Linked DNA regions of Homo sapiens: region 1 is linked to region 2. A link is a loop called in an ENCODE intact Hi-C map of the cell type or tissue named here. Cell type or tissue: lower leg skin. All regions are shown on one strand. Each heading gives the region's core, and the rest is flanking DNA. Links, peaks and the distances in the headings are about the cores only. Region 1 has its middle 210 kb from the start of CEMIP2. Region 2 has its middle 280 kb from the start of CEMIP2.

The links. Hi-C counts contacts between places; a loop is a spot of excess contacts. Peaks named below come from ENCODE experiments on the same cell type or tissue, not always from the same donor. Only the 100,000 strongest peaks of a DNase experiment are listed, where the experiment ranks them.
Region 1: a loop joins it to region 2, with 2.3 times the contacts of the local background. A loop is called at or near these places in 1 of 110 quality-filtered maps.

The regions. Positions count from the first base shown.
Region 1 is chr9:71,550,865-71,560,283 of GRCh38, forward strand. No RefSeq gene overlaps it. Among named protein-coding and RNA genes, the nearest start is that of CEMIP2, 210 kb to the right of the region's middle. RefSeq lists enhancers at 1,348-1,848, 1,849-2,349. In lower leg skin, for the core only: no CTCF peak of the experiment used is centred there; no DNase peak of the experiment used is centred there.
Region 2 is chr9:71,481,680-71,491,098 of GRCh38, forward strand. No RefSeq gene overlaps it. Among named protein-coding and RNA genes, the nearest start is that of CEMIP2, 280 kb to the right of the region's middle. In lower leg skin, for the core only: no CTCF peak of the experiment used is centred there; a DNase peak (open chromatin) is centred at 5,615.

The DNA.
Region 1 (9,419 bases), core at 392-8,391, 69 kb after region 2:
AATCAATCTTCATATTTGAGGGTTAAGAAAAATGGCTTTTTTGGTGAATGACTATAAACTGTTTTTAAAGTTTTATTTCCAGAGATTCTACACACATCACTTAAAAATTAGATAGATACAAGTAATCAATTGCCTTCCACTTGAGAACCAATCAATGCCACATCTCAGTAATTTGACAAGACAGGGTACCCAACCAGCACCTCATTTGGAATTCTTCTGGTAAGCTGCCTGGTATGAAGCTGAAATAAAAACCTACCTTTGGGGGATCCTGTCCTCAAACCTACCTTTTATGGAGCTAACATCCCAGAGGCTAAGAAAATGAAAATCAGGTCAACAGAAGAAGAAAATATGACAAGGAGGTTAAGATTTATTGGAGAAAGAGATCAATGTTCATAGTCAGCTGCAATTTAGAATTATTATGATGACAGTCATGAGTGTTTGATGTTTAACCTTTATACATTTTTAATTCAAGAGCCTCTTCCACACTCAGTTTCTCTTTCCCCCTCCTAAGCCCCTTAAATGCTGTCAAAATAAGATTCAAACTTGACTAAATAACTAAGTATTAAACAGTTCTCAAAGTTGTGGATTAAAACAATCCCAGATGAAAAATAATTTTTTAGATACATTATTGTAGCCAGGACAAAAAAAAAGGAGTTAGCTGAAAGCAACTAATTGAATCTGGAGAACAAATAGGGGGAAAAAAATCTCAGAATAACCAAAATAGATTTTATCACAAATACAAAAATTATAAACAACAATACAACAAAAATATATTAGTGAGCACATTTGCTTTAGTTCTATTTACATAGCGTTTTAAACTTTTCTGCTACTAAGTAGAGGAGTGAGATGGATCAAAGTCATTTAAAACATGTTCAAAGTAAAGAAGATGACTATAAAGTACACACCATTTACAAACCAGCGTATTAACCAATTCTGACCAAAATAAAACTGAAATTGTGACTTTAAATATATGTTTAAGATTTTTATGTTCAGAAAATTTTAATATTAAAACACTATTTTTTATTGTAACCCACAATGAAAATTAATTTTACTAGTAAAATGCTAAGAAAATTAACAACTGCTAAGGCACCAATAGAAAATAATAAATACACATTTTGTTTGCCCCGATTATTTGAAGTGTAAGCTATTTAAAATATTGCAATGTACACTGAAAATAATATGCCAGTTATTTTAGCTACATAATGCCTTGATGTTTTTAAGAGACAACTTCAAACTTGGGAGCTAAGGTTAAATTTCATTTTACTCAAAGTACTGAAATTATTGAATGCTTCAGAATATATTTCTTTCTCTCTAATAGACAATTTATAGGCAATAGTCATAGTGCCTTATTTCTGTATTAAAGAAATGTTTTTCTACTTTGCACTTGAGTCCAATCACCCAAAACACAACCTCTGGGCTCACTACACTATCACATTCTCCACAGAAATCTGCAATGAACACACAATGAGCTTTACAAAGAACTTTCCACAGCTCAGACAAGTTTAATACACCTAATCCTCTTTTGTAACTTCCTTCTAAAGTTTGCTAACAAATCTCCACCAAGGATCAAACCAGCAAGAACACTTTGGTGTCTTGAATTTAAAAGGCTCCTTTGATCTCCTACACAACTTAGCAGCTGCATTTCTGTACACTTAAAAGAAACACGAAACTCACCAGATTTGTTTGTTTGTTTTTCATTTGGGCAACCTTCAAACAGATGAACTATAATGACTCCAGCTGTCTCCTCACTTCATTCTGCCAAAACCAGGAGGTGCGACAGGTGCGGGGAAAGCTCCAGCCAGCCACGTCGCTGTGCAGGATTGAGGGGGAGGGGTCTCACTCCAAGGGCAGTGGGAGAGCCTGGGCAGGGAAGCCTGCCACAGGTTGCAGTGGTTGGCTTTGGCAGCCCCGTCTTCTAGCTTTGCTTCCAGTAGGTGGTGAGTTTGCAAATGACAGCTAACCCCTGTGCTCCAAGGACTGACTCTTAGAGTAAGCGCCAGTGCCTGTGTCAACTGTGGAGCTAAATCAGTGCAAGGGGGAGAAATTAAATTAATAAAGAACCCTCCATCCGGTCACACCAACTGCCACCGAAAGCAAAGGAAATCACCTCTTGGTTTCCTCAGGATTTCATTGATTTTCCTAACTGGATAATAATTACCCCAACCCTTACCTTATACTGTCTGTGTAGTGCATTGATTATTAATACTTGCAGAAAATGTTTCCTGACCCAGCTCCTATTTATAGCCAAAGTCTCCTTTGTTGACAGCGCCTTGCGGGATCAGGAGGGAATATACCATTTACCCTGCACAGCATGGAGCTTTGCCTCACCAAGGCTCATTACTTGCACTAAAAATGAAATATGATGGTTCATAATAATGACAAAACACAATAAAACAGCTGGTGGCTTCATCATTGTTCACTTCACTTGTTTATGCATAAGTAAGTGCACACCGTTAAGGTGAATCAGCTGAACCCCCAGCATCCTGATGGTGATGAGAAGGTGCTGCCTTCTGACGTAAAAATCTTACCTTGGGAGTGTGCTCAGTTCTCTCCAGAGATGCCAAGAGTTTGCTCGTTTCCCTCCATTATGTAATGCTCCAGAAATAGGGGAAGGAATCCCATCTAACTCGTCTTTCACATTTCTAAGAAAATAAAATTCCCATCTTTTTTTTTTTTTTTTTAAACAGAGTTTCACTCTATCTTGCCCAGGCTGGAGTGCAATGACGTGATCTTGGCTCACTGCAGCCTCTGCCTCCCGGGTTCAAGCAAAGTGATTGTCCTGCCTCAGCCTCCCGAGTAGCTGGGATTACAGGCACCCACCACCATGCCAGGCTACTTTTTGTATTTTTAGTAGAGACAGGGTTTCACCATGTTGGCCAGGTTTGTCTTCAACTGCTGACCTCAGGTGATCCGCCCTCCTCGGCCTCCCAAACTGCTGGGATTACAGCCATGAGCCACCTCGCCTGGCCAGATCACCACACAATTTTTCTTAAGCACCTTCTGAACTGATCCTTAGACCTCTTCCTGCCTTCTCAAATCAAAATCCAAGAAGGCTGATTTTAATGAACTATTTTTAAACTTGGAACGTTGGGAGAACGATGACAAAAAATCAAGAGTAGACCAGATTAAAGCATATGGCAATAATATGCAGTATATTTGGTATGGCTAACAATCCTATAGCAATTCATTTCAACATTAGTCAAATGATTGTAGTAGCAAGACCATAAAGAGATCTTTAAAAGGCCCACATTTCACATACCAGGTCACCGAATCTCCCAAAGGCTGAGGGACTTGCTTGATGCTCCATAGCAAGTCACTGGGACAAAAGGAGTGAACCTATGTCTCCTATGTTCCAGAACTGTGTTCTTCCTATGACCTCATGCTTTGTGCTTACTAAATATTATGCTTCTTTTATAATAAACTTAGTGGCTTAAAAGATAAGTGGCTTATCTCACAGTTTCCATGGGTCAAGAGGCCAGGCATGGCCTACCTGGACCCTCTGCTTAGAGTCTCACAAGGCTGCAATCAAGGTATTGGTCAGACAGCATTCCTTTCTGGAACTCAAGGTCTTCTCCAAACCCCTTGTGGCTGTTGGCAGAATTTAGATCCTTGAGATTGTACGACTGATGTCATTTTTCTTGCTGGCTGTCAGCAGGTAACATTCTCAGTTCCTAGAGGCCACCCATATATCCTTGCTGTGTGACCCTCTCACTACATGGCAGCTTATTTCCTATAGAACAGAGAATCTCTCTCTCTCTCCAGTCTGCTAAAAAAAAAGTCATATATCATAATTGAGTCATGGGTGTGACTATCTCTTACCTTTACCATATTCCAATGACTAGAAGCAAGTCAGAATTTTTGCTCGGATTCAAGGGGATGGGATTATTCAAGTCCATCACTCATTGGAGGTCATCTTAGAATTGTCTACCACAAATATTATTTAAGAAAACAAAAAACCACAGACATATATGTGCAATAGTCCTACCACTTCTTAAAAGCCAAAGCTAAAAGACTAGTTGTGTCAATTATTTCTGTTCAGCGGTTGCACCTTATATTTTGGTTCTTTTTCTGTTTTTGTTTGTTTTCATTGTAGTAGCCTTCTTATTCATGTAGGGCCCTTCTATTCATCCTGGGTTGTTGTTGTTGTTGTTGTTTTTAGTACTCAGGTCAAGAAAACCTTGGCCATGGTCTAGCTTAAGGATCAGGCTATTTTGCTTGAAACAGAAGGGACAAGTCTTTTTTTGATGCCATGCTGAGGAACCCAAATGCTTTCAGAAACGGGTAGGATTTAGCCACACAGAGAGGAGAGGGCATCAGAGATGGAAAAAATGGCAAATAAAGGAAAATTTCACTGTGTGACCTGAGCAGCTTTATGCCCATCCATGCTCACCCATGGGTGAGTGTTGGGTTTTGGAAGTAGATAAGAAAACACCTGTTTAGCAGCACTTGTGATAAAAACCTGAAATTTGAGATCTGGGTTTAGCTTTATGAACTTTGGCAGTCAATGAAGCCTTCTGATTCCCTCTTTCATATACGTAAATAAGGGATTAATAACTTCTCAGGCTGCTGGTGAGAAGTAGAGGAAGAAGTTAATGGCATCTTAGCTATCACTCAGCATAAAGAAAGTACATTTCACTTTGGGACAAAGTCAGAGTCTGGCTTAGGTAATGTTGGCCATAGCCACCAGGGTTGGTATATTATTTGATTGAATCAACATGTTTGTGGAGTATGGAAGTTATACATACATAAGGTAGTATCACTTAAATTCATTTGTTGTATTATAAATTACAAAGTTAACACAAGTTTAGCGTAACAAATAAAACAATGCATAACGAAAACAAAGATCTCATCCTGTGCTTGCTATACATTCCCACTGCCTAAAGTATGCGACATTAAGTCTAGCATATATTTTTCCATACCCTTGCACATATGTGTGTGCATCAATATATACATATGTATGTAGAAATGTATAGACACACATATCGGTGATTCTTTTCTTAATAAAGTTAAAATTATACTGCACAAACCACTCTATAAACTGAAACTTGACAAAACATCATAGGCCATTCACATAGGTTTGTACATATAGAGCTAGATTTATCTTTTCCACCTAGTTTGTGTTGAGTGTGTGTATTTGGGGATCGTACATTTGTTTTTTATTCCAGATATTTTTTACTTGCTTTCCATCCATCAACTTTCCTTTGCCCTCATCCTCATCACCACCACCCCCACCCCCCTGCCCACGTAACCCATGTTAAAACCTAATATGTATCTCTCTAGTCACATACACACACCTACACACAGGCACTTCCATGGGAGAGTTGATATTATTTTATAAAAACTGGATCTTATTATACACATTTCTCCAAATCTTTGCACAGTCAATAGTATTTCATGGAAATCTCTCCCAGCTAAGACTAATAGAGCTCTAATTCATTCCTTTTAATAGATGTATAAGTTTCCATGCTATGAATGTGTCATAATTTATTTAACTATCACGAACAATGTGGTAATAACCATCCTTGTATATATTTCCATTTGTAGTTAACTCTTTATTTCTATGGAACATATTTCTATAAGTGAACTTGCTAGGCCAACAAATATGTGTATTTACTTTTAATTTTAATAGATATTGCCACCTCTCTTTCTAAACATTGTAACAAACTCTATCATGGGGACATGAATGTACTCTTTTAGGTGTTTGTCCCATAAGACAGGCCTTTACATTGTGTGTCTGTTTAATTTTGCCAGTCTAATGTCAGTAAATTGACATATCATGTCAGCTTTTCATGTGTTTATTGAACATATATATTTTTTATATTTCTAGTGACTTGTCCTTTTCAAGTTTTAATTGCCCTATGTATGGGTATGTTTATAAATCCTTTGTCATTTGTATTACCAACACTTTTTCCAAACCCATCACCTGTTTTTTACTTTGTTCATATTACATATTATAATTATTTTTAACTTTTAATAAATACATCTCTATTTTTCTTCTATATGTTCTCAGTTTCTAGTCCTGATTATAAAGCTCTCTTCTACCTCTATATATTTTCTAGATTTTCCTGCAATTTTTTATTTGTGTATTTATTTGCATTTCCATCTTTAATCATGATGCAGAAACATATATAGCTTTAAGTTCTAAGCTCATTCTAGCTTCATATTTATAAACTCATTCCAATTACTAGAGTGAATTCCTAAAGCCATTCAAATATTCAGTGTTGGACTGACTCCTTTTTCCTCCTAACTACTAGCCTTATAGGAATATTACAACTCTGATTAAATCTGATATTTTATGCTCATTTTAAAGGTTATCAACATATTCATTCCTAAAACTCTTTCATTAAACTTAGGTAAAATAGTAAAAAGTAATTCAAAATATTTTATTGTTTCATTTTATTATGGCATAATTATAATAACCGCTCCCATTTATTCAATGCATAGCAAGATAATTTATTGAGATGTTAAGGTATGTTTTGATTTTGCTGCAGCAGGCCTTTGCTTAAACACAAGAGGCATTCCGCAGAAAGTAGAAAGTTGCCAACATCAATCTTCCTTTCTGGTTTTTGTTTCCAGAGTGTGATCTCCTACAGGAGATTATGTTGGGTTGGCCCAGAGGAGAAGGGAGGGAGTGTTTTTGGGTGGGGCGACAGAGACATGAGAGATATCTGTACAGCTGCAGGTTTAGGGAAGATTGGAACTGCTCCCTCCTCCCTGCCTCTCACATAGGAAAGCTGGGCTAGAAATTCTGAGGTTCCCAGCATTGGCCAATGAAGTCCCAAAGCCCTGCCTAGCCTAGAGGCAGCACAGGGTCATGTAGAATGACCATAGAGAGAAAGACACACATGAACTGATAAATATTTTAGCAATTAAAGACCTCCATATTCTTTACTCAACTCTAGACAAAGGGAAGGAAATCCAAGACTGAGGTTGGAGCTTAAACAACCTAATAGAAGGCAGGCTCCAAAGAGATTAATACTGCTTAGAAAACTATAGTGTGGCTTACGTATATGCTTCTATTTCTTGAAGTAAAAGTCATGCCAATTATAAATAATGTGTACCAGGCATTATGCTAAGTTCCTTATATAGATGAAGTTTTATTTAACACTGATTACAGCCTTATGAGTATGGTACTGTTATTATGTCCTTTTATCTGCATGTTACAGATAAAGAGAGTTAAATTAGCTCATCCAACATCACATCACTGGTGAGCGGCTGAACCATGATCACTTTTAATCATTATTCTATACTGCTTCAAGATGACATAAACAAAAGCCCTTTGTCTACTATGAAGCTTTATAGAACATAAATGCCATGTAAGTTATTGCTGCAAATGGAATAGGATAATATTTGGGGCTATTAAACTTTCTTCCTTGCCTGCCCTCACCCACCTGTCTTTTTTGAACTTGTTATCCTTTCCACCAGTAAAGCTGAGCCATGAACAGGAGGCTCAGTTCCCTAGATAAGGAGAGGGCAGATACCTCCTTTAACAAAGAAGTCATTACTTGGCTTTGAGTTTCAAATAAAATGTTTTTATACCCAGAGGAAAAATAATTCTCCAAAAGCCAAAACACTTTTGACTATTCAGAGCTAGGCACTAAGGTGAAAAAGAGTTATATTTTAAATTGAAAAAAAAATTTAAGAAAAACTTAGAAGACTGAGCTCAGAGAGCTTATAAAATTAAGTCATAAAGTATAGAAGAAAGAGAAGGGTTTAGAAGATGCAAGACCAGGGTTAACATGCTATGTAGGTCACTAAGACAGTTTCCAATACCCCATTTCACTGGGTCTTGGCTGTGGGGAGTCTAAAATAATAGGACCCCCAAGGAGGATTAGTGGAATAACAGAGAAAGTCAGTTGGGCCTGGCTTTCCAGGGAATATCTTGGAAAGAGTGTAAACTGCCTCAAGGGAGCCTGGCCTTCAGCCTGGCAATGTAAAAACATGGTGCTTATGTGATAAAAATAGCACGTGTGCATGGACCCATGGGAGCCTGAGAGACATGCACACTCAGAGATGGTGCAGAGAAGGCAGCTGAGGTTTCTTGGTTTCTTGGGCTTTCTTTTTCCTTCCTTTTTCTTTTTCTTTTTTTCTTTTTTTTTTTTATGGAGTTTTGCTCTTGTTGCCCAGGCTGAAGTGCAATGGTGCAATCTCAGCTCACCACAACCTCCACCTCCCAGGTTTAAGCAATTCTCCTGCCTCAGCCTCCCGAGTAGCTGGGATTACAGGCAGACACCACCACATCTGGCTAATTTTGTATTTTTAGTAGAGATGGGGTTTCTCCATGTTGGTCAGACTAGTCTCAAACTCCCGACCTCAGGTGATCCACTTGCCTCTGCTTCTCAAAGTGCTGGGATTACAGGCGTGAGCCACCGCGCCCAGCTCTTGGGCTTTCTAGAGGCTAAGAGATCTTGTGAACCAGAAAAGATATAAATTTGAGATGACTGAGATGCAAAATATAAGGCCCTCAGGATCATAGGCATGTCAGGACCCGGACACAATCAGGGATGCCAGCTGATGGCCAGTAACCAGGCAGTACCCGTACAGGATGCCCAGTGGCCAAGCAGGACAAACAGCACCATAGCCAGGAGCCAAGGGTCAGAAGATGACCGCAGAGCATGCCATTAGATGCTCCCCTTCTAATGGCAAAGGCACTTAAACCACTCCAACTGAGTGAACTGCCCACTCCCTGCAAAAGAACAGTTTTTCCTTCCCCAAAGAGATTGAGCTAAAATGGAAGAGATGAAGTCATAAACTGGAAATTGCTGAGTGACCATGAAAAGACAAGTAAGGGCACCAGAGTCCGCTATACATAAAGTTTCACTTATGCATATTTTAGTCATAACATCAATATGTAGATCTTATTAAACAGGATTTCCTATTGAAGTACTAGGTCCTGTTTTAGTGTCTGAGGACTATAACCGAAGATATTTTGTCACTGATGGAAGCATCTGCTTCAGACTCATTGGAGTGAAAGCTGTAGCCTCTCTTTTTTAATCTGATTCCAAATAATGCTTTAAATAGTTATCGAGCGCCTGTGTTTTGGGCTCTGTAGTAGGTACTGAAGATCAAGTGGCGACATGACAGAAATGAATCCTTCCCTCATGGAGCTTACCTACCAGTGAGGAAGAGAGACATAGAGATGCTTTGTGGCCCAGCATGGGAATTATAATAATGAGAGGGCACCAGCAGCTATGGAAGAACACAGAAGGACCACTGAAGCAGTCTTAGAGACAAAGGAAACCTTCCTGGAGTACGTGAGCTCTTGGCTAAACCCTAAAGGGAAAATCAGCCCTTTGGTAGAGATGGACAGGTGGAGAGAGGAGAAAGACTGCTCTGGCAGTAAGAACAGCAGGTGCAAAGGCTGGGATTGCACATGGAGCTTGCCATGTGTAAGCAGTTGAGAGTTTCAGTTTGGCTGA
Region 2 (9,419 bases), core at 873-8,872:
ATAGCACAGGAATGGGGAGGGAAGAAGTTCAGAAAAGCTAGAGGTGGGTGGGAGGTGGGGTCATTCATTACAATGTTAAATGGGGCAGCCAAGACAGATTTTACTGAGAAGGTAACTAAGACAAATTTGTGCAAAGATTCAAAGAGGTGAAGAACAGGAAGGAATGAGCTACATGGTCACATGTGGAAAGAGTGTTCCAGTCAAAGTGAACAGCAATATAAAGGCCTAAGGGCAAACATGTCAAATATATTTCTGGAAGAGCCAGGAGACCCTTGGGGACATGGCAAAGTAAGTAAGGAGCGCAGCAAGAAATGGGGTCAGGGCAGCAGTCTGAAGTCTCTTGTTACAGGGCTTACTGATTCATTGTGAGCACTTTTGCTCTTACTCTGAAAAATATGGTGAAATCAGGAGGTGTCAAACCAGGGAGTCCCATCATCTGATGTATATTTTAACAGGTTTTCTCTGTCTGCTATGCTGAACATAGACTGGAGGGGACAGGGGTGTAGACCAAATAGGAGGCAGTTGGCTGTAGCCAAAGCAAGATGATGGTGGCTTGCATTGGGTGGCAAGAATGGTGGTGCACAGATTCTGGATAAGGTTTAAAGATACAGGTAACAGGCTTTCCTAACAGATTGGATGAGAGGTGTGAGAGAAAGAAAGGAGTCAAAGATTCCCCAAGTTCGTTTTTTTTTTTTTAAAAACTATTGGAGGGATGTGGTGTTTGCCATGAGTTGAGGTGGACAATACTGAAAGTAGTGTAGGTTTAGGGAAATTGAGAAGTTCCATTTCAACGTGTTGAGTTTGAGCTGTTTACTAGATGTCTGTTTGGAGGTGTTGGGTGGGTGTATGCTCCTAGAGTTAGGAGAAGTTGTCTGGATTCGAGATACAGATTTGGAGTTTGGGGCATATAGATAGTATTTACAGCCACGAGACTGAATTGTCTGATGGTGAATAAAAAACTCAGAGGTCCTGCTGGCAGGGAGCTTATAGTCTAGGAGCATGACTCATGACGTATGTGTCCTTCCCGAAGCAGTGCTACTTGGTGCATGCTTTGTACGGCACCAGCATTACTGTCACTTGGGGATGATTATTAAAAGTATAAATTTCTGGGCCTCATTCCTAATCCAATGAATTAGGAATTTCAGGGGTGAGGGCCTGAAACCTGCAATTTTTTTGAGGCAAGGTTTCTATTTGTCACCCAGGCTGGAGTGTAGGGGTGTGATCATAGCTCACTGCAGCCTCCATCTCTCAGACTCAAGCAATCCTACTACCTCAGCCTCCCGAGTAGCTGGGGTAGTAGGTGTGCACCACCACACCTGGCTAATTTTTTTACTTTTTAGAAGAGACAAGGTCTCCCTATGTTACCCATGCTGGTCTTGAACTCCTGGGCTCAAGTGATCCTCTCACCTCAGCCTCCCAAAATGTTGGGATTATAGGCATGAGCCACCACATCTGAAACCTGCATTTTTAATAAGGCTTTCAGGTGATTCTGCTATTTGGTATTTGAGAGCCACCCTAATAGGAGCTTAATGAATGTTTATTGAACTCATTCGCATTTTTAGGTTTTAATTTCTATTTAATAACAATGTGACACTCAGAAGTTCAACTTAGTTTCATTTCTATTCATAATGGTGAAGCTGAACTTCAATCTATATCTTACCAATTAGGGTAATGTTTCCAATCTGCTGAGTATCACACTGTGAGACTTCAAATGACAGAGGGCAGAAGAAAAACCCAACCGACTCTCTGATCTTAATTTCCTCTCTAACATGGGGAGGAAGCCCTGGAATTATACAGCGTGTCAGCAACAGGGAAGAGAATCAGGAATTTGGTTTTCTTCTTGTTTTCTCTGTCCTGGGCTCTCCACGGGCTGAGGCCACATGACTTCTCAGAGGTCCTCACAGTCCTATTATTCTATGATTTCCTCCCCTGAGGTTTCTACAAAGAACACTGTGAAAAGCATCACCCCTGACTACAGGGGCCACCCACACAAGGGCACATTTCTGATTTCCAGCCCAGTGCTCTCAGACACAGTCTGTAGATGACTGGGCAATCCCAGGGGCTTCGTGCAGCTGCCACAAATACGATTGGCATGGCCATAGCCTGTTTCTGGCCTTAAAAAGAAAATGCTAAAACAAATTGGAAAGAATTTTCCAAGACACCTGTGAATCCATCAGCCAGGAGCACAGGGCAGCAGGCCCATGGAGTGGAGGATCAGGGATGTTTTGAATTCAAGCTAATCAGATTTTGCCAAAGAGCTCTTATTAGTCTAACTAGCATGTCTGTCCCTGCCTTGCCATGCTCTCTTCACCTGGAAGCATGAAGATTTTTCATCTTCAGCATCAGTTCCACCTAATTGCAGAGCCTATTCATGCCTAGTAGGGGTAAGTTTGGCTCCTGCAGGAAGTGGTTACCTACACACCCACAGAAATGTGGGTTTCTTTTTGTTGTTGTTGTTGTTGTTGTTGTTGTTTGTTTGTTTTTGAGATGGAGTCTCACTTCTGTCACCCAGGCTGTAATGCAGTGGTGCGATCTCGGCTCACTGCAACCTCCGCCTCCTGGGTTCAAGTGATTCTCCTGCCTCAGCCTCCTGAGCAGCTGGGATTACAGGTGCCCGCCACCATGCCCGGCTAATTTTTTGTATTTTTAGTACAGACGGGGTTTCACTGCGTTAGCCAGGATGGTCTCGATCTGCTGACCTTGTGATCCACCCACCTTGGCCTCCCAAAGTGCTGGAATTACAGGCGTGAGCCACCGCGCCCGGCCAGGTTTCTCTTATTTTCTGCTTCTCTTGCCCAAATGTAAGACAGGATTCACTGTGGCTAGCATTTGTCTTCCTCAAGGGACTAGCACCCTGTCCTCAGGACCAGTTGGGCTGGGATGGAGAAAGAAAGGATAGAGTGGAGCCTGCCACCCTGCCTAGCTTTTGCCCCAGCTTCCTTTCCTGGAGAGCTAGATCTCATCCCCAGTACCTGTGGCTTGTTGGATGGAAGCCTTTGCTAGGTTTGCCAATCCACTGCAGCCACAGAGGATGCTATCACTCATCGGTTTTGAGCAACACTTTCTTGCTGAAAACAACTACAATGTCCCACTGGAGCAGTGGTTCTCACTCTTGAGCGTGCGTCAGAATCACCTGGAGGGCTAGCAAAAACATAGACTGCTGGACCCCACCCCCACGGCTTCTGATTCAGTAGATCTGAGTAGGGCTTGAGGATGTGCATTCCTTACAAGATACCAATGATGTTGGTCTGAGGATTATACTTTGAGACCCCTAAGTAGTGGACTGGACCACTTAAATGTAGAAGAAAGCCTATGTGAGGAGAGAGATAGATAGACATAAAATAAATAAAGAATACCTCATGTTTACTGAGAGCATTGTGCTAAACACTTGACATTTCTTGCTTAAGCTTCACCACCACCCTATGATGTATGTATCATTAACATCCTCACATTCCCCTTGGAAATTTTGTTGTAGTGGGTTCGCACAAGACATGGCAAAGCTGGTTCCGACTCTTTAAACTTCAGTTTTTTGTAACAACTGCAATATGTTTCCCTATTTATTGCACCTCTGCTATTCCCTGTTGGTTGAAGCAGGTCCCCCAGCCCTGCTCACGTGCCAGTTCCTTCCCTCCTCCACCATCAGTGCTGTCAAGACCACAGTATGCCTCAAAGACCAACCCAAGATATGACAATCTCTACTCTTCAGGACTTCCGATCAACAAGTATTCCCACAATGAAAATCATGTAATTTGTTAACCATAAAGTAAACAACTGAATGAACCACTATAATTCAATATTAACCAGAGCTGTAGGTCATGGATATTGTCATTGCTTCCACTGACAGACCTCTGGCATGCTGCCTGTCTTTGGGGCATGTGTAGTTCAACAGCTAGAAGGGTGGAGATTCTTGGTCCTGAATGCGCAGTTCCCTTGAGTGTTGAACACCCAGCCCCTATCATTTTAAGATGCACATGTTTAAACTTACCAGAGATAACAGCAAATCAAATTAAAGAACAGAGTCTCCTGAGAGACACTCAAGATGAGATGATGGATAGTCAGGGCAAGTGAAAATGGGATGGGAGCAGGAGGCAACAGTGTCATCATTCAAAGGAACCTATCATAATACAACTGTGTGTTAAGGATCTGGGGTGAAATTATTACAGTTAGAGCACATAGATTTAAATATGATGGTATTGTCAACCCTTATTTCCTTGAGGGCAGAATCTGTGTCTGAGTCATCTCCTCGGCCTTCAATCTTGAATGTTGTTTACACATTTTAGGGGCAAATAAAAATCTAGTGATAACTGGTAGGAAAGGAAAGAAATGGAAACGAAGAAGAAAGGAAGGAAAAGAAGAAAGAAGGAAAAAAAGAAAATGGAACAGAGGAAGAAAATTGTGGCCATTGGCAAGATTTTCATTAAATCACAAAACTAGAAAACATGCTGCCTCTTCTAAACCAGCATGTCTCCTTTTTGCCTCCACTGACCAATTATATGTTCGTTTTCAATATGTGTATTAGAAACTTGTTTTTCTTTCCTCTGATATACCTAACCAACTTCTCTTTTTGTCAGTTCGCCTAAAGTTGTACATGCACAATCTTTTTAAACTATTTTTTAACTTAAAAAATAGTTAACACTCATCTCCAGATATGCTGTAAAGAAATTTTTTAACCTCTCAATCTCTCTGCAGCCCACCCCTGCTCTCTACCTTTCTATCATTGCAATCTCTGAAAAATTGTTCATTGCAAACAATACCAGGTGCAGGTCAATGTTCTCCAGGAAGAGAAGCAAAGAAAAGCAACCGTACTTCTTACTAAATGCTTGTTAGTGTGAAAACACAATAGATTTGATTTTTTTTCTTTTTATAAAACTAGCCTTCAGGTCAGGTCAGCCCACACTGGATGTAAACTTGTTTTCTGACCAAGTAATGAGTCATTCTGAATAGGAGCATTAATTTATTTGCACCTCTTGGGGTAAGAGTGTGGGGATAAGTGTATCACCCAGAAGCAATCATTGAGAGTAATCGGTATGACAAGGTTAATACAGGCAACCCTTCCCTTATAACTTTGTCAAAGATTAAAACTCAAAAATTTTTTGTTAAATGTGAAGGGAGAAAAATGTACTATAACGTATCTCTCTTCTGGTTTTATGTGTATCTAACACAACAAACGGCTTCCTGTGTGATAGTGGACCAGAGCAGCAGTATCACCCAGGAACTTGTTAGAAATGCAGATTCTCAGACCCCACCCCAGACCTACTGGATCAGAAACACTGGGGATAGGACTCCGGGGATTTCACAAGCCCTCCAAGGAATCCTAATGCATGCTACAGCCTAGAAGTCATTGCTCTACGAGTTCCACTTTTATAAAGAATGGAGTATCAACCTTAACATGAGTTAATGAGGTCTGTGCACCTTATCGGTTTGGCTAGTGTTACAGGATCTGTGACTCTTGATAAAAGATAAGCCGAATGCTGACCAACAGGAGGTGATCTAGCCAGAGCTCTGTGATAGAGCCATGGCCACTGAGCTTAACAATCTGACCGGCCACCAGATGGCTGTTTTAGCCTTCCGACTTTCATCTGACATCATCTACACCCCAGGATTGAGGAACTCTAAGAAACATCACGTGTGGACTGCCTGCCAGCCACCTGGTTTTGATTTTGCCGTGGAATAAAAATGAAGCAATTAGCTTCCTGTTGCTAAATGGACTTCTCCTGATGCTTCTTACATGAATATGTTTTCCTGTTGAGTTTTGCTGTGATGAATTTGGGGCTTTATTGTCCCATCCAACATTCCACACTCCTAATAAATACAAAGGTTGGCTCTGTTTTAAGGATCTGAAGCTACTAACATCACCCCACCCTGTATCTGGCCAATATGGAGCTGTCCATACCTAATATGACAGCTGCAAAACTCACAAAAATAAATCTAAGTTATTTTCCACTTACTAATTTAGCTACTTCTCCCAGATACTAATTCTTTCTGATCCATATTATTTATGTTACAATAAACAAATCAGTTTTACTGAAGAAAAGATTGATATTTACTTTATTTCTCCAATAAATAGGATAAGTAGAGTAGAGTAGGGTAGAGTTGGGAGAATGTAGACTGAGCTTTTTTTCTCCTTCATATGTATATTTTTACTTCTATCTGTACATGCAGAGATATAAATATTATCTATATATCATTTTGGAAATAGCTGGTAAAAATATTAATTTCACAAAATATTACATTTGGTTCTCAAATATGCATTAACTTCACCTACCTCTGGAATTTTTAACAAATCTCTTTTTTCACAACTTCCTTATTTTCTCAGATTCTGGTCCTAACTGCCTTTGCAGCATCTCTGTGCAAAATCATAATATGTTTTATGTTTTACTGTAAAATTATTTTCAGTACTTCAAAGTTACAATTCCTTGATAACACACATCTATGTTTCTGTACAGCAACAGAAGACATGTTTCTACCAGTCTCTATGGGATTCCCCCAAACTCTGTGTGAGTGTGTGTGTGTGTGTGTGTGTGTTTGAGAGAGAGAGAGCAAGAGAGAGAGAGAAAATGCTTGCGCAAACAGACAACCTTAAGATGTCCTTAATTCAAGTAATTTTTACAAGTACTAAAAGTCATAATAACATAGTCTTAGCCTTCTACTCTTGGAGAAGTCATGTCATGGGCACATTCATGTATAAGGGGATTCTTTCCTGAGAACATTGGGTAGCTAATTTCTCAGGAATGTGGTGCTGAGAATCATCTACAATCAATGATAAATGTTTGTATGATTAAACAAAAGTCTAGATGAATGAATTAAGAATGTATGAGGCTTGGCATGGTAGCTCATGTCTGTAATCCCAGCACTTTGGGAGGCTGTGGCAGGAGGATCACTTGAGCCCAGGAGCTCAAGATCAGCCTAGGCAGCACAGGAAGGCTCCAGCTCTACAAAAGAAAAAAAATAACGGGGCATGGTGATGTGAGCCTGTAGTCCCAGCTAATCAGGAAGCTGAAGTGAGAGGATCATGAGATCCCAGGAGTTTAAGGCTGCAGTGAGCTATGATCACACCACTGTACTCCAGCCTGGGCAACAAAGCAAGATGCTGTTGAAAGAAAGAAGGAAAGGAAAGGAGGGAGGGAGGGAAGGAGGGAGGGAGGGATAAATGAAGGAAGGAAAAAAAGGAAGGAAAGATAAATGGAATACTAGCAGCTAAATTTGTTGCTGTGGCTAGAGGCCACCCTGGACAATATATTTAAATAATGTGTGTGTTTTCTTGCACTTTTCCTAACAGTTCTTTCCTGCTTCATGATACCCACCCATGGGGCTCTCAGGGATGAATGCTCAGAGCCCTCACTTTCTCCTATGCCCCCATCCCCTGCTGCAGTGCCTTTCCATGGCCAGCCTTCCAGAAGCGGACACAAGCATAAGATGACATAGACTGCTCAAAACCCGCCATGAAAGCTAAACCCAGAGCAAAGCTGACTCCCGTCTCTGAGCCACAGGATGCCAAGGACAAGCCAGGTATAAATCACTTCTTCCCTAGGGCATTCAGGAAAATATTACCAGCAAAGAAATAATTTCCATCACCTTAGGCATTGGGTGGAAAATGGAAACAGGGTTGGGAGGAAGTGAAGGCAGGAAATAAAGCTGCCTTCATCCTGCCATGGGGCAGAGAGATCAAAAAGATGAAAGAAAAAAGCTTGAAAATGAATTCCTTAACCTTGGAGGACTAAAAGAAAGAGCCTACAGGGAAGACACTCAGAATGTGGATACAGAAAACCAAATAAAGCAATATTAAAATAGATTTCCCTAAAAATCTGCTGGTTTCATTTTTGTTATTGGTGTATAAGCCAGTGTTTACATGTGATACAAATGCTGGCATTACAAGGTTCAAAATTATCAGTTCCTGAAAACAGAAGAAACAATTATCTTGTGAGTTTAAAACAATACCGTAAAAATCTAGCAGATCACCACAAATATGCTATCAATATCAAATGTCATATTACTGACATATTCATTTGGAGATGCTGTTCCTTGTGAAATCACTCAGAAGAGAAAAACGACAAAAATCCAGACCAAAAGAGAAATTTTAAAATAAACATTTTAGTTTTAAGTAGCAGAGCTGACCCTGCAATCTCGACGGTGACCATTAACTCCAATAGATGATAATAATGTCCCATCACCTTTACCCCATTCCCATAGCTCCACTGAAGTCAGTGAGCAGAGAAACTAAGCAAAAAGTGCATGATAAATTAGCTGAGAGCATCGACTGTGACAGGTGTCTGTTTGGCACCCTCCATGGATTCTGGTCGTGGTGTTCAGCTAATCTTCACACAGGCCCAATAATCCCAAGAAGAGAGGCTTTAAACAAGCTCTGATTTTCAGAATTAATCTGCTTTGAGGCAGAGATGTTCCTGTAAAATATTATTACTACTTTCATTTCTGGTTCCTTGCAAAAATTAATGCAAGATAAAAAAAAATTAATGTTTTGATGGGCACAATGGCACACGCCTATAGTCCCAGCTACTTGGGAGGCTGAGGTGGGAGGATCACAACAGCCCAGGAGTTCAAGGCCAGCCTGAGCAACATAATGAGACCCCATCTTTAGCGTACTTTTTCAATTAAAAAATATATAAATAATTAAATGTTTGCTCTGCATTTTATTTGAAAGAAACGACATAGGAACTTGCACATACTTCAGTCTATAGCTTCTTCATACACACACATATGTGTTCCTACATAATGTGTGGACTTCATATAAAAGTAGAGAGAACACTATTGTTGGAAAGAGAAATTCTGGGTTTGAAGGCCAACTGTAAGGCTATTTGATGGGGTAAATCTTTTGAGCACTCTGAGCTCCAATTTTCTTATTTATAAGAATGCTTCTTTTCCCTTCCCACTTTACTTGGTGATTTTAAGACTCTGAGAGTGAAGGAAAGCCTGTGAAAATGCTTTATATCCTAAAGCATGTCTAGAAACAGCAGTATTTCTATGTTTACTTCTCACTTGTCTTCATGTTCTGTTAATGTAGGAATGCACTTTTTTGTAGTATATGGGTCTTTGACATATGTATTTTTGCTGTTGATCAAAACATTTCAGATTCGCTCATTAGAATATATTATTAATTAAACCCTTTGGTAAATCTTTTGTAAAGCATTGCTTGTCTTTAAATTTAGTCTTCCCTAGACTCTGCTTGCTTAATGCAGGACAGTCTACAATTTGTTTTTATAGCTCTAGAGCATGCTTTCTCAAGCTCAATGCTATTGTCATTTGAGGCTAGATAATTTTGGGGACAGTCCCGTGCATTGCATGGTGTTTAACAGCATCCTTGGCTTCTACCTCTAGATGTCAGTAGTACATCCCAACCCAGTTGTGAAGACCAAAAACATGTTCTCAGATATTGTCAAAGAGGATACCCCGGGTGTCAAAAT